2 separate regions of the Mus musculus genome follow, and region 2 is linked to region 1. A link is a loop called in an ENCODE intact Hi-C map of the cell type or tissue named here. Cell type or tissue: heart. All regions are shown on one strand.

Region 1 (8,000 bases):
AAAGAAAGAAAGAAAGAAAGAAAGAAAGAAAGAAAGAAAGAAAGAAAGAAAGAAAGATGCCCTCTTCTGGGGTGTCTGAAGACAGCTACAGTGTACTCACATATAATGAAAGAAAGAAAGAAAGAAAGAAAGAAAGAAAGAAAGAAAGAAAGAAAGAAAGAAAGAAAGAAAGAAAGGAAGAGAAAGAAAGAGAGAGAAAGAAATCTTTATAAAAAAAAAGTACACTAAAGCTGTCTTCAGACATGTCAGAAGAGGACGTCAGGCATCATTATGGGAAGGGGGGGGCGGTGAGCCACCATGTGTTTTCTGGGATTTGAACTCGGGGCCTTCTGAAAAGCAGTCAGTGCTCTTACCCACTGATCCATCTCTCCAGCCCCTGCTTGGTTTTCCAGAACCCCAGAGACCTGGGTGCCTGTGCTGTGACAATAACTTGTGTTTCAGTGCTAGGACTCATGGCTGTGAAAGATCCTGACAGAATGTAAAAGGTCACAGAAGCCCTGAAATTGGCAAGATAGATGTCACTGTTAGCAGAACTAGCTTCACTGGTTTAGAAAAATAGAGGTGCACAATGCTCTGGCCACTTCTTGAACCTGTGTGTCTGCCAATGTTTTGACCGTTCCTTGAACCCATGTGTGTGCCCACTGATGAAGCCCATTGCCAAGTGTTTGTGATATTGGTTGCTGGGGAAGAGTCAGAAAATCTCCCCAGCAACCACAGCCCGGCCAATCCTGAGTTGCTACACCTGCACCAGACTCTTTCCTTGTACCCCTCCCATACCCATTTCTTGAGAATAGACATTGTTTAGATCTGGAAATCCCCTCCTCCCCCCCCCTTTCTCTCCTGAGGGCCTATAAAAACTGGGACCTCTTTCCCCTCGAGGTCGACTCCTCTACCCCTGCGTGGGATATGAGTCGCCCCAGAGCTCTGGCTTTCCCCGAATAAAGCCTCATGTGGTTTACATCAAGCTTTTTATCGTGAGTTCTTGGGTGTTCGCTATTGTCCTGAGGCCTGAGCAAGGGGCTCCTCTCGGAGTCTTTCAGCTGCAGTGTGGCTGCAGGACAGAGGGGCCTGGGAACAGTGCTAGCTGTATTTTAATTTCAGGAAACAGCAAACCATTTCTAGATAACTACATATCCATCACTGCATGGGCAGTGTGTTAGTTGTTTTTTTGTGGCTGTGACCAAATCACTGAGCGGATCTAAAGGGAGGAAAGATTTATTTTGGCACATGGTTTCAGGGATACAGTCTGCCATGGTGGGGAAGCACCCAGTTGGGTGTAGCAGCAGAGCAGCACGGTGGGAGCGGCCAGTCTGATCCTTGAGCATTGGGAAGCAGAGCTTGGCTGTACTACACTGACTTCCATTAGCTAGGCCACAGTTCTAGGAGTGCCACAACCTCTCAGGACAGCGCCACCAACTGGAGACTAAGTGTTAGAACACATGAGTCTGTGGGGGGGACGACGACGACATTGTATTTCTAAACCATAACACATACTAGTATTAACCAAATGTAGTTGTCATTTATCTGAAATTCTTACTCAGTTTAGGACAGATACATACAGGAAGGAGGAAAGTGGAGGCCAGAGAGCTGGCTCCAGAGTTAAGAGTGCATACTGCTCTTCCAGAAGACCTAAGTTCTGTTCCCCACACTCTTGTCGGGCATCTCCCAGTCCCAGGAGGATCTGGCATCTCTGTCCTCCACAGGCACTTGACACACACACACACACACACACACACACACACACACACACACACAGACAGACAGACATACATGCGTAAAGGTAAGTAGAAAGAACAGTAATAAAACAAAAAGGGAGGGGAGAATAAAAAACACAAATTTGTATCAATAGTTTTCATTGCTGTGTGAAAGCCGCCCGAGGCTTATTTTAAGTGTGCACCCCACCAGTGAGCAAAGCATGGCAGCAAGATCAGCCCTGCCAGTGAGCAGGCGGGGGCAAGGGGGCCTGGGAGGCGGGGGCGGGCGAGTCGGGCTGGAGCAAGGGTGAAGGGAAGATCAGCTCTGCCAGAGAGCAGGCTGGAGCGAGGGGACATGGGGGGGTGCAGAGCAAGCTGGCCGGAGGAGGGGGGTTAAAGGGGGGCGGGGGGGGGAGAGATCAGCTCTGCCAGTGAGCAAGCCAGAATGAGGGCGGGGGTGGGGTGGTGTGGGGTGGTGCAGAGCAAGCCGGGCGGGCGGGCCGGAGCAAGAGGGAGAGGGGAAAAAAAAGATCAGCTCTGCCTATGAGAGCTGGAATGGGCGCTGAGCTGGTTGATCACAGTACCACAGTCAGGAAGCAAAGACCATTGATGGACCTCAGCTTGCTGACAGGGTCTCCAGCACCAGCTGACTTCAATCTTCCCGTGTAGTAAACCTGAACTCTTTTTTAAAAAGAACATTTCAGAGACTTTGTGATTTAAAAAAAAAAGGACATATTTTTGTTATTTTAAAGTATGTATTATGTGTAGGTATGTGCATATGAGTGCAGGCGCTGTGGAGATTTGAGGCAGCAAATCCTGTGGACCTGAGTTTGCAAGCCATTGTGAGTGGCACAACGTGGATGCTAGAAACTCGGGTCCTCTGGAAGAACAGAATGTGCTCTCAACCACTGAGCTATCTCTCCAGCCCCTGTCTTGCACTTTAAAATATTTTAAATTACGTTTACTTATCTACTCAGGGAGGTGACACTTAGGGACAACTTGCATCTATCATTTCTCCTCCTTCCACCATCTGAGTCTCAGGGATGGAACTCAGGTGACCAGGCTTGGTGCAATCGCCTTTACCTGCTTAGCCATCTCACCAATTTCTGATAACTTCTTTTCCATGACCACCGATGTCTTTTACTCCTTGATTAGTTATCAGAGTGGTTAGCATGCCCTGGCACAGAACAGGTATGGTCGTTAGGGTGCTGTTCCGATCAGTTTTCTCACCCAAAGGACAAAAGAGAAAGTTACCACCAAGCTGCCTAGGAAGTAGCACTGGCCTGTGCTTCTCTCACAGGCTGTGCGGACTCGATTCATTTAAAACTCTTGTAAATAGAATCAACGAATGAAGCAAGACTGACGATTGGGGAATGAAAGAGACCACGGTGAGAGGTGATACCTGACGGCAGAAACTGTACCCACCACGCATGCAGGGCAGACCCCGAATCTACCCTGCACTCATTCCATACAGAAATGCAGATTCGCTTCCACCCCGCACCTGCCTCAAACTCTTCCTCCGCAAAGTCTCCATACCACACACATCGCCTCCGCCCCATACGCCGCATCCACCGCGCACTCACCCAACACTCGCCACAGACCCTGCATCCACTTCACACATTCCATATTCACTTGGCACAGACCACAGACACAGCATCCACTCGCAGAGGACAGACCTCTCTCTCAACATCAAGCCTGTACACACTGGAGAACCCACATCCACCCCACACAGATCTCAAACCCCTGCATCCTCCTGTTCCTGCTGGTCGCGAAACCTTCCTCAGCGCGGCTCCCAAGAGGAAACTAGCTGCTCCCTCCGGGCTATCGACCCGGACTCGGTCCGGGATACCGACACCGACTAAGCCCGGGCATCTTGGTGGGCCACCAGTGCTCTGAGGAGCTGAGTGGCGACGCGGGGGATCGCTGGGATTTGTAGTTCCAAGGCCACGCCCAGCACTACGGGTCCCAGGAGGCCGTGCGTGCGACAGGGGCGTGGTCACACTGCCTAAGAGGCTTTCTCCTCCCCGGAGCTAAAGAGAGCATAGTTTTCCCCCCATGCTTGTCTCCATCCTGGAGTCCTGACATCTATGGCGTGTTCATTGTGGGCCAAACACCGTTTCTCAAGACTAGTAGCTGAGGCGGCAGCGTCAATACTTTTTAGACGAGCAAACTGAGGCCCGAGGTCAGGAGCCCTAAGTCACTGGTTTGAAAGGGCATTGGGTCACAAGGCATTCAGACCCCAAGTATCACGGTTTACATCAGAGAACAGCTTGCGATACAGTGGGGGAAACTGGTGCCGCCAGAAGTGGCACAAACTGTCACCCCATGTCTCCTGACATGATGAAAAGCAGAAGAACACTAGGTAGTGTTCTTGCCTCCGCCACCCCCCCCCCCAAAAAAGTGTCTCAGCTATTACAAAAGAAGAGAACCCGACAGGAGCAACATGATATAGGGAGAATTTGGGGAAATCTCAGTGACTACCTTTCCCGACTGTCAAACCTGAAGAGCTGAATGGTAGCATCGGAACCTAAATCTAGAAGAATCTGACAACTTTATAGGGCCAAATCCAGTGGGGGAGAGAGAGGGAAGGAGGGAGGGAGTAAGAGAGAGAGAGAGAGAGAGAGAGAGAGAGAGAGAGAGAGAGAGAGAGAGAGAGAGAGGCAAAAGCTGCTGCAAGGGGGCTGGGGACATGGTTCAGTGAGTCCAGATCTCCAACAGTCACGGAGGCGCCCTTGGGGTTAGGAGTAAGCAGAGATGACATGATCCCTGGGGCTCACTGAAGTTCAGTGAGAAAGCCTATCTCAAAAAAGCAAGATGGAAGGTGATGGAGAGATGGCTCCGTGGTTAAGAGCACTTGTTATTCTTCCAGAGGTCCAGGGTTTGATTCCCAGTGCCCATATGTTGGCTCACAGTGGTCCATAGCTCCAGTTCTGCTACCAGGGAACTCATAACTGTTTCTTTATTTGACCTTCACTGGCACCAGGCACCCATGAGGTACACAATTATACATTTGCCAAACACACATATAAATAAAATATACCTTAATTTTTGTTTGTTTGTTTTTAGAGACAGAGTCTCTTTGTGTAGCCCTGGCTATCCTGGAACTCCCTCTATAGATCAAGCTGGCCTTGAAACTCACAGATTATCCACCTGCCTCTGATATTAAAGTGCTGATAATAAAGGCATGTATCACCACACCTGGGTCAAAATATAATTTCAAAACACATTTGTGTGAAAAAGCCAAATCATCTAAAGAGCAGTCTCTTGGCAATCAGTTTGGACCTAAGTATCAGACAAATATTCCAGCAGGACAGGTGGAGTCAAAAGTTAAAGAATTAAGGTGTATGCCCGGCGTGGTGGTGCACGCCTTTAATCCCAGCACTCGGGAGGCAGAGGCAGGCGGATTTCTGAATTCGAGGCCAGCCTGGTCTACAAAGTGAGCTCCAGGACAGCAAGGGCTACACAGAGAAACCCTGTCTCGAAAAAACCAAAAAAAAAAAAAAAAAAAAAAAAAAAAAAGAATTAAGGTGTATTTCAAAACTCCTCCTTCCACCAGGGGCATGAGCAAGCCTCTGCTAAACTGATCAGAGTGGACGAATTTTCACACTCACCCCATTTTTTTTGTGCTGTTCATGGAATACCAGCTATAAGTAGGAGGCACCTTTGAGTTTAATTTACACAATTTACTTGAACTGGGGACTGTAGCTGTAGTTGATTAACATGGGCTCTCTCCCTGGCAGCGGCAGCTGCGCACATTCCTCGCTACCGGCCCCAATGCTTTGGATTCTCAAACGAAAGAAAGACAGACAGACAGACAGACAGACACACACACACACACACACACACACACACACAGAGAGAGAGAGAGAGAGAGAAAGCCTTATATTTAACATCTCAATCAGCTTAATGGTTAGGCCACTCCCCAATTTCTACACTGCTAACACCTCCCCTCCAAAACTCCTGAGTTATTACTTATTAAAATCTATATTCCACCTTTGCTACCTTAGGGCCAGTTGGGGGTGGTGGGTGCTGGGGTCCCTCTCCTCCAGCTCTGACATGATTGTATGCTTTCCCTTCTGCAGCTCTCAAGCCTGGATCTTCTTTCTCTCCTGACAATGGTGATTCTCCTTCTTCCTAGGTGCCCTTGTCCTCTAATCCTGAAGTCCCGCCTCTGTCTCCCTGCCCAGCTATTGACCACCAGTAAATTTATTTGCCAACCAAAGCCGAGTTGGGGCAGAGGCACTTAGCACCTTACATGGAATATTCTCATGCAATTTTGGGAACCAATAATGCAAGCATTAAACCAAGTTTACAACAAGGAGAGCTGGAGAGCTTCCACTTGCCAAGTATATGTTCTTGTATATAAATATATCTGTGTGTTCTGTGTGTATGTGTTTCTTTGCATGGGAATTTATGTGTGTTGGACCTTGTATTTTGTGTTTGTATATATTTCTATGTATTCTTGGGAATATCTATGTTTGTGTTTATGAGTATATGACTGTCTTGTGTATTTGGGTTTTTTTTTTTTTTTTTTTTTTTTTTTTTTGGTTTGTTTTTTTGAGACAGGGCTTCTCTGTATAGCTCTGGCTGTCCTGGAACTCACTCTGTAGACCAGGCTGTCCTCGAACTTAAAATCCACCTGCCTCTACCTCCCAAGTTCTGGGATTAAAGGCGTGCGCCACCACTGCCCGGCTGTCTTGTGTATTTGTGTATGTGTTAATGTGTATGATGAATGTGCTTGTGTGCTTTCTCTGTGTGTTTGTGTTGTTTGTGAGTGTGTGTTTTGAATTTGAATGTTCTATGTTTTCTATGTGTTTGTGAATATTTTTGTGGAGCCTTTGTCTGTTTGTGTGTGTCTGCCTGTATGTATTTTTGTGTCTGTGATTGTATGAATGCTTTTTTGTTTGTGTTTCTGTATATGATGGTGTATATGTGTGTTTGATTTTTGTGTTAGTATATTACTGTATGCCTGTGTTGGTGTCTATGTATTTCTGTGTTTCTGTGCGTGCTTGTGTTTTGTGTTAATTTGTGTTTACATATTTGTGTGTTTGTATGTAGTTTTCATTTGTTGTATTTATGCATGTGTTTGTGTGTTTCTCGTTTGTAAGTTTTGTGATTGTGTGTGTTGTGTTTATGTGTGTGTTGTGATTCTGTGTGACTGTGTATGTTTTTTATTTTATGTGCCAGGGGCCAGGTTGGCAATTCTTATTTTATCTTGATTCTCTCTTGAGGTAGCAGAGCTGGAAGACCATCAGCAGGTGCAAGACTTGGTCTTGTGAGATATTTAAGGTTGGGTTACAGTTTAATAATAAGATGTTTATCTGTCTTAAATCTAAGTCACTTTGCTGCTGTAGCTGACTGCCTGAGTTCCTGAGGCCAGAAACCTTATCCTAGAACAGCAGGGGATTAAGTAAACTGGCCTTTGTTCTATCACTAAGGAACTGCAAGGCTCTATCTTCCCGCTTGCTAGGTGAAGTTGCAGGAAGAGAAGGGGGACACTTTGAAAAGTGATTTTAATCTTTATTTCTAAGTTCTCTCTAAAAAGTTTTCTATAAAAGTTCTCTAAGAAAGTCCTTCTAAAAGGTTCTTCTCTCTAAAAAAATTTTCATTTCTCTAAGGAAAAGGGGATCCTGTCTCTCTTTGTCCTCAGCATTTATCCATTTTTCAGAATACATGATCACATGGTAAAAAGTTCATCACAAGTTTGCACATAAATTCAAATCATAAATTGAATAAGAAGTTTACAACAGAGAAATTTTACATGCATGACCATTAACATTCATCATCTGTCACTAGCTCTGCAGGTTATTTTTTGTGAATTAGTAAGTTACATATGGATAAACCCAGTCAATATATATATATATATATTTTTTTTTTGAGACAGAGTTTCTTTGTGTAGCCCTGGCTGTCCTGGAACTCACTCTGTAGACCAGGCTGACCTCGAACTCAGAAATCCGCCTGCCTCTGTCTCCCAAGTGCTGGGATTAAAGGTGTGTGCCACCATTGCCCGGCTCCAGTCAATATTTTATCTTCTGTCCTTGCACCTATAGTAAATCATTAGTTTCCTTTTTATGACCTTTGGTTAATTGTTTTACAACCTCTTAGAATGTGCTCTGAGTTGTAGATGAGTGTTTGCTATCTCAGAAGCAATTAACTCAAGACTGGTAGAGTTCTCATTGAAGTTTTGATTATCAGAGAGAACTTAATAGCAGTCCTATTGTAAAAGATGTTAATAATCACTGATATAATTTTAGGAATTCTTTCAGGATCATCATTAAGAATTAAGAAGTCATCTATGTGTCTATA
Region 2 (8,000 bases), 790 kb before region 1:
GTTCTGAGACCTCACTCTTCAGGCCTGATGGCAAGGGACTATATCTGCTGACCCATGTGCTGGCCTTCTGTGATGGTTTTATATTTCATCTCAGTCAAGTGATCGACAAGTTGTATTCCTTAGGTTTTTAAAAGTCACCCTGGTGGTCTGTTCTTTACATCTACAACATGGAATGTGGCCAGTAGAATACATTCCTTTTTGGAATTTGAACTAGTTTTTCTCTCTTCCTCCCTTTCTCCCTCCATCTTTCTTCCTTCCAGTAGGCTCTTATTGGGTGGCCCTGCATGCCTGGCCCCGTCCTCTTGACAATCCTGTTGCCTCAGCCTCCTGAGTCCTGGGATTGCAGGATACCATGTGTAGGCTGGCCTGGGATTTCAGACATAGTGGAGGATAACCTTTGTCCTTTTACCTCCTAAATGGAAGGATTACAGGTGTGTCCTACCAGGCCTAGCTCTGGTGCTAATCTTGTTGGTGATGTAAGCACTGGGGCCCTCAAAGGACAGGGACGTACAAGAAGGCTGTGTGCAGGGCTGGCAGCTGCTGTTGGGTCTTGCCTGGGACCTCAGCCTCTGTCAACTGGTGCTTCCTTTCCCTCTGGATTCTCATAGAGCTAGAGTTGGGGCCAGGAAGGAGGAAGTAGGAGCTGGCAGCATTCTCAAGCTCTAGGCCTGTGACTTGTGTTTCCTTGGGGCAACAGTCTTAGAACCAAGCCTAATTCGAAGAAGGGACACAAGTCAATCCCTTCATGGAGGAGTGGTCTGGGCAAACAGGGAAGGATGAAGGATGAAGGCAGCATCTTCGCTGATTATCTACCTGAGCAAGTCAATCAGCTACTTTAAATTTTGGCTCTAGCACCGGCCAGATGCTGTTGCAGGGTCACCTGCTTACCCCACCCAAAGCAGCGGCATGTCTGCCTTCTTTTTGGATCTTTTACTGAAACAATTGAATTATTTTTTTACTGTTCATATCTGTTATGCTCTCAACATATACATATATAAAGATTATGTATATGTCTGAATATGGATAAAATTTTAGTACAGTACTGTGCTTGAATCAGTAATTATTTATTTTAATGTACTTTTGTTACATTTAGAATTATTATTACTATTTTTAGTTTTAAGATTAGATTTCTCTATGTAGCCCTGGATGGCCTGGAACTCAGAGATCCACTTGCCTCTGCCTTCTGAGTACAGGGATTAAGGGTGTGCACCACCACACCAGGTTTGGGACTTGGCTGCTGTGGGAATAACTCCAAGGGTAAACAGTGGACACTTGCAGAACAGTAAAGTAGTGCAGGTGGGAAATCCTTGAGGTGACAGCAGAACCTCAGGATAGGGTTAGTCTTATTCACACTGAAGACATTTTATACAGTTGTGTCCCAAGACGTCCTCTATTTTTTCCCATTAACTCCAAATTCCTTTACAAGTTCTTTTTACCTAAGAACTATCCATAAACCGGGGTTGCTAGTGCATGCCTTTAATCCAGCACTAGGGAGGCAGAGGCAGCCAGGTTTCTAAACTGGAGTCTAGCCTGGCCTACATTTATTGAATTTAACTTTGGCCTTATTTATTTTGGTCAGACTCCCCTCACCCCCATCCCCAACTTGGCTTTAAATCCCTGCTTTGAAGGAGGACTTTGAGTTTTTGTTTCTTCTGTTTCTGCCCCGGAGCCATGGGGTCACTGGGATTGCCTTCACTTGCTACCATCGGTTTTCTTGGAGGAGAGGCTGGTTCTGTAGAATGCTGCACATTCTGCGCTTTAATTTTTTAAAAAATTATTTATTTATTTATTTTCCTATTCCGTTAGATTCAGGTCACTTAACTTGGTAGTTTTCTGCTTTCTGCACTGCATCCTATCGGGGACATGGCGTGACAGTTTGAGTCACCTTTGGTGGCACCGAGTTTAAGATGTTCTTGGTTAAGGTGCTGTCTCTCAGTAATTCCCACTGTAAAGCAAGCTGTTCTCTGGTTTAAATCACAATACGCAGAGACCAAACCTGAGGACCAACACCTTGTGAGCCAAAACCTTTTTTTTTCCTTCGAGACAGGGTTTCTGTATAGCCCTGGCTGTCCTGGAACTCACTTTGTAGATCAGGCTGGCCTCGAACTCAGAAATCCGCCTGCCTCTGCCTCCTGAGTGCTGGGATTAAAGGCGTGTGCCATCACCGCAAGGCCCGAAACCTTTTCAAGTCAGTGACTTAGCAGGGCTCCTGACCTCGGGCCTCAGTTTGCTCCTCTGAAAAGTAAGGACAACGCCCCCTCAGCTACTGGTCTTGTGGGACGGTGCTTGGCGCACAATGAACACTCCATTGAAGTCAGGAATTCCAGGATGGAGACAGGCAAACGGGAAAACGAACCCAGAACGTCCTCTTCACCTCCAGCGGCTGGGTGAGCTGAGGGGAACCCAGGCCTCGCGGCCACGCCCCCTGCCTCGCGCACGGCCCCCTGGGACCCGTAGTGCTGGGCGTGGCCGCGGGACTACAAATCCCGGCGGCCCCCGCGCCGCGGCTTCAGCGGCGGCTGCCTCAGCTCCTCAGAGCGCCGGCGGCGGCCTCGGCGGAGTCGGTGTCGGCGGCCGGGGCTGAGCTGTGAGTTTCCGATCGAGAACAGCGTTGGGGAAGATGGCGGCGAGCGGTGAGTGGAGAGAAAGGCAGTGGCGAGCGGCGGGCGAGGCCGGCGGCATGGCCTGAGGCGGGGGTCCTGGGGTCGCCAGTAACGCGCGGCGCAGGCGACAGGGATCGCGCGGGCGGCGCTGGGCTCCGGGGCCCGTGCAGGGTCGCGAGGAGTTCGCGGCCGCGGCCTCTGCTTGCCGCTGGGGCTCCCCCCGCCGAATCTCGGGTCGGAGAAGCTCAGCCGAGTCTCCTCTTCCCGCCGGCGCCGCCCGGCGGAGCGGACACGGGCGGCTCCTCCGGCCGAAGCTGCGGCTCCGCTGCGAGCGGGCGCGGCGGACACGGAGTGTGCGGTGCCCGCGGGGTGTGTGCGGGGTGAGAGTGGGGTCTGTGGCGTGTGCGGGGTGTGTGGCATGGATGTGGGGGTCTGCGGGTTGTGCCAGGTGTGTTGGGTGGCCCCGGAGTCCGCCAGGTGTGTGGGGTGGATGCAGGCTGCGTGTGGGGGTCTGCAGGGTGGATGCTGGGCGAGGGAGCTGAGTGCGGTGTGCGAGGTGTGTGCTGGTGTGTGCCGGGTGAGTGGAGGTGCGAGGGGTGAGTGCAAGGTCTGCGGTCTGTGCGGGGCGAGGACCGGGTGGATGCGGGGTCCGCGATGTCTCCAGGGTGGATGCTTGGCGGATGAGGAGTCCGAGGTGTGTGTAGCGTGGATGCAGGGTCGGCCGTCTGTATGGGATGAGTGTGGGGTCTCTCCCTCTCTGTGCGGCGTGGATAGGGGCTCTGCCGTCTTGTGTCGGCTATCATCGAGGTCGCTTTCATCTTCTGAAATTCCCAGTCTAGGTTCGTTCATTGATTCTGTTTGCAGTAGTTTAAATGAAGTGGGAGGCAGTGCTACTTCCCTAGGCAGCTTGAGGGTGGCTAGGGTGGAAAAGTTAAGCAGGAGAGCAGCTCGGAGAGGCCAGAGCATCGTAGGCCCGCGGAGCAGGAGCCTAGGACTCCACACTGTATGACACTGGAAGGTTGGAAAGTGTCTTTAAGTCGAGAAACTTTTTCCCCCTCCCAAATGCGAAGACTTCCTTTTTTTTTTTTTTTGGTTGCAGTTTCTGAGTAGCGCTTCAAAGCCAACTTGTTTTTGTAATTAAGCTTGTGAGGTTAAAAACCAGGAAGGCGAGTCAGTCCCCTGTCTGCTGAAGGGCTAGGTGGACGAATAAGATGAGAGGTCCTGTATCAGGGTTTCTGGACTGAGATTTAAATGTCGGGGACCCTCGGCTTGGTTGACAGATCTCTGCTGCGCCAAAGCCTCAGCATTTGTTCCTGCAGGTTGTTGCAGAAATGAGTTGCTGGAGCTAAGGGTGCATGCATTCAGATCTTCAGCAGATACGGCTGTGGACTAACAGGGCAGTGCAAACCTCTGAGTTTGTGAGCCGTTTGTTCTTTTAAAACCTTAAATGGTTATCAAGTATTCAGAATAGGTTTTTTCCACATCGGATACCCAACTGAAAAGGTCTGAAAATACTGAAAAAGGAATCTCTTCCACTAGAAACCCTGTCTGTGGCAATGACTGTTAGCATTTCTTGCAGTAAGTTTGGCTTTGGAACTAAAGACTAAAGTATTTTCATTAGAAACAAACCCCAGCTGGTATATACTGAGAGCAGGAACGGGGGCTGGGGAGGGGTAGTGTTTTCTTTTTTTGCTATTTTAAACTTGCAGGAGCTGGAGAGATGGCTCAGAGCTTTAAGAACATTGGTTACTGCTCTACTAGAGGACCTGGTATTGACCCGCAGCATCCAGCAACCATCTATGGCTCCAGTTCCAGGGGATCGGTCGCCCTCTTCTGGCCTCTGTGGACATCAGGCATCCACCTAGTGCACTGATTGACATGAATTTAAAAAATCTCAATAGTTGTTAGGCTGTTGAATTTAGTGCTACTGCTGTTTGCTGTATTAAAACCCTTAAAGAAATAATAGTCTGTGGGATGTAGAACCCTGAGGCTTCATTGTAAGATGAAGCCTCTGTTTGTAACATGTAAAGTGATACCGACCACTGTAGCTCCTGTGTTGCTGGAGGTAGCTTCAGGTTCTGAATTTAAATGAGCAGTAATCTAAACTGCCTGTGATCCCAAATTATAGAGTATTTTATATGTTGATAGAAAAGACTTAATTGTCCAATCAGCATTAAAAAACAAAAAGGCACATGCTAGCTTTCAGCATATAGAAGGAAGTACATTTTATAGCTGGGGATTGTAGGCAAAAGGGGCAGCTCTAATTGTAAGCAGTTACGGAGGACATTTTCATCAGAAAACACCCTTTAAAGAGGACTTCAAAACACAAACTTCAGCATATAATCAAGATTGTCTTTTTTAAAGATTATTTTATTTTTATGTGTGTGAGTATTTTGTCTATATGTATGTCTGAGCATCATGTGCATCCTTATTGCTTAAAAGGTCAGAAGAGAATCCCTTCTGTCAGATCCCTGGAACTGAATTTAAGGATGCTTTGTGAGTAGGGCATACATAATGTTGTATGCCTTTAATCTCAGGATTCTGGTGGCAGAAATAGATGTATCTCTGAAGCCGGCCTGGTCTACAGAATGATAGCCAGTGCTATACAGAGAAACCCTGTTTCAAAAAAAATAAAAGCAAAACAAACAAAAGCCATCATGAGGGTGTTGGGAATCAAACCGAGGTGCTCTGTAGGCACAGCCAGTGCTCCTAACCACTGAACTATATAGCCAGTTCCCCAAATTTACATGTATGTGTGTTTTGCCTGTGTGTATGTTGGTTGGTACACCGCATCTTGCCTGTGCCTTGTGTCTGTGGAGGCCAGGAGAGAATGTTAGATTCCTTGGAATTCAGTTACAAATAGTGAGCTGCCATGTACATGCTGATATTCGAACCCTGGTCCTCTGAAAGTGTAGCAAGTGCTTTAAACCACTACGCCACCATCTCTCCATCCCGTCTTTGGTGTTTTGAGATGCTCAGGCCCGTGTGGAACCCGGCATCTCTCCATCCCGTCTTTGGTGTTTTGAGATGCTCAGGCCCGTGTGGAACCCGGAGCTTATATTTCTGGTTGGTCTTGAACTCGTGATCTTCCTGCCTCGCCCTTCAGATGCTGGGATTAGAGACTTATGACACCTCAGGATTATTTATTACCTTTTGTAAGCCTCTGAATCATGAAGTTAATTAGTTTAGCAGCTAGGTTGGCCTCAATTGAACTCAGCCTCCTGTTTCAGTTTCTCAAGTGAGAATGAAGGCTTGTTCCACTTTGTTTTGCTAGAATGATTTTAAAAATTACTCCAGAGGAGTTGGAGAGATGGCCCCGGGGGTAAGAGCCCATGCAGCTTCTCATAGGACCCAGGTTTGGTTCTTAGTCCCCACATGGTCACAACCTATTCAAACTTAATAAGCTCTGTGGCATCCAGTGCCCTTATGTCTTCCCCAGGCTTCTGTACACGCTGCACATACATACATATAGTGAACAGTCATATACATAAAATAAAAATAAGTAATATTTAAAAAATACTAACAGTTCATTACAGTTACTGAGTGGTTACGAGACCTTACTGGTTTTCAGGAGGACTTTGGTTCCCTTGCCAGCACCCACGAGGCTGCTCACCCATCTGTAACTTCAGTTCTGGCTGTCTCAGTTCATGCTCTCTTCTGGCTTCCACAGTCTCTTGCGTATATGTGGAGGACATAGAACTCATGTAGGCACACATACATTAGGAAATAATCTTAGAAAAAACCCCAGCATGATAGTAATGCTAGGTTATCAGGGATTATATTAAATATTTTCTGACTTTAACAAAAATTTTTAATTTATATTTTATGTGTATAAGTGTTTGCCTGCATACATGTCTGCGCATATGTGTGCTTCGTGCCTGAGGAGGCTTTCAATCCCCTGGGACTCGAGTTATGGACAGTTGTGAGCTATCATGTGGTTGCTTGGATTCCCGAATCCCCTGCAAGAGCAGCCAGTGCTCTTATCCCCTGAGCTATTTTTTTTAAATGTGTGCTGATTCACACCCCTAGCTAATTTCATTATGCTTCGAAAGTGACTTTAGGATGCATTTTCCCTGGTATAAAAATTCTGTAGGGCACCTCCACCCTCTTAGTAAATATGAACTCATTTATTAAGGAGGGAGTGCACTCTGAGGCCCGGGATCCTCTCTCTGGGCAGTGTGTGAAGAAAATACTTGTTTGAAGTGATTACTTACAACATCTTATTTTCTTCTTGGGTGCTGGGATTGAGCCCCAAGGTAAGGCCTCATGCATGCTTGGCAAGTGTTTTGTAACTGAACTGAATCTCCAGCCCATTAAGGCCTTCATTATCTTTTTTTTTCCCTTATGATATAGACCAGAGTAGCTTCCAACTTGGTTCTGCAGGTCCTTCCCCTATTTTGTGTGTGTGGTCTAGCACTAACGCCTTTTTTTTTTTAAAATATTTATTTATTTATTTTATGTATGTGAGTACACTGTAGCTGTCTTCACACACCAGAAGAAGGCTTCAGATCCCATTACAGATAGTTGTGAGCCACCATGTGGTTGCTGGGAATTGAATTCGGGACCTCTGGAGGAGCAGTCAGTGCTCTTCACCACTGAGCCATGTCTCCAGCCCCCACTAATGCCCTTTAAAAAGAATATTTGTTTTTTTTTTTTTTTTTTTTAATTTATTTTATGTATGAGTGCTCTGCTACATGTACACTTGCATGCCAGAAGAGGGCGTCAGTTCCCTTTATAGATGGCCGTGAGCTGCCGTGTGGGTGCTGGGACTGGAACTCAGGACCTGGAAGAGCAGCCATGCTCTTAACCGATGTGCCATCTCTCTAGCCCCATGAATGCATTCTTTTTGTTTGTTTGTTTGTTTTTGTTTTTGAGACAGGGTTTCTCTGTGTAGCCCTGGCTGTCCTTGAACTCACTTTGTAGACCAGGCTGGCCTGGAACTCAGAAATCTGCTTGCTTCTGCCCCCCAAGTGCTGGGATTAAAGGCGTGCTCTACCACCGCCTGGCCCAAGTTCCTTTTTAAAAATTGTTTTTGTGGTTTTTTTTTTTTTTTTGTGTCTCAAAAAACAGTTCCTGGTTGGCCTGGAACTCCTGTAGGTCAGGCTGGTCTTGAACCTTTTTTTTTCTTTTTTGGGGGGGAGTGGCTGGGGCTTAAAACAGGGTTTCTTTTCTCTATGTACCCCCCGATTTCATCAACCTTGCAAGGTAGACCAGGCTGGCCTTGAAATCAGATCCCCCTGCCTCTGCCTCCCAAGTGCTGGAATTAAAGGCGTGTGCCACCACGCCGGGCATGATCCATGTTTTTATTTGCATTTTTTTTTTTTTCTCCCTGAGAACAGATCTTACTGTATTCCTGGCTGGCCTGTAACTCACTGTGTAGACCAGGCTGGCATGGAC

Evidence for each region. A loop is a pair of places that touch in the nucleus more often than their neighbours do. Peaks named below come from ENCODE experiments on the same cell type or tissue, not always from the same donor. Only the 100,000 strongest peaks of a DNase experiment are listed, where the experiment ranks them.
Region 2: it touches region 1 in a loop (5-fold over the local background); 4 of 42 quality-filtered maps call a loop at or near these places.

The regions. Positions count from the first base shown.
Region 1 is chr2:166,783,172-166,791,171 of GRCm38, forward strand. No RefSeq gene overlaps it. Among named protein-coding and RNA genes, the nearest start is that of Trp53rkb, 6.6 kb to the right of the region's middle. In heart, CTCF peaks have their summits at 1,418 (motif pointing left) and 3,588; a DNase peak (open chromatin) is centred at 3,640; H3K4me3 peaks cover 1,637 bases; H3K27ac peaks cover 1,148 bases; H3K27me3 peaks cover 823 bases.
Region 2 is chr2:165,990,126-165,998,125 of GRCm38, forward strand. It overlaps Ncoa3 (nuclear receptor coactivator 3), which reads left to right and starts at 2,512. Exons shown (of 23, transcript NM_008679.3): 1 at 2,512-2,633. It overlaps LOC115489489, which reads right to left and starts at 3,656. Exons shown (of 2, transcript XM_030252296.1): 1 at 2,215-3,656. The coding sequence starts at 3,569. The coding sequence ends at 2,478. In heart, CTCF peaks have their summits at 2,866, 4,439 (motif pointing left) and 7,326 (motif pointing right); DNase peaks (open chromatin) are centred at 2,486, 3,136 and 3,666; H3K4me3 peaks cover 2,441 bases; H3K27ac peaks cover 1,615 bases.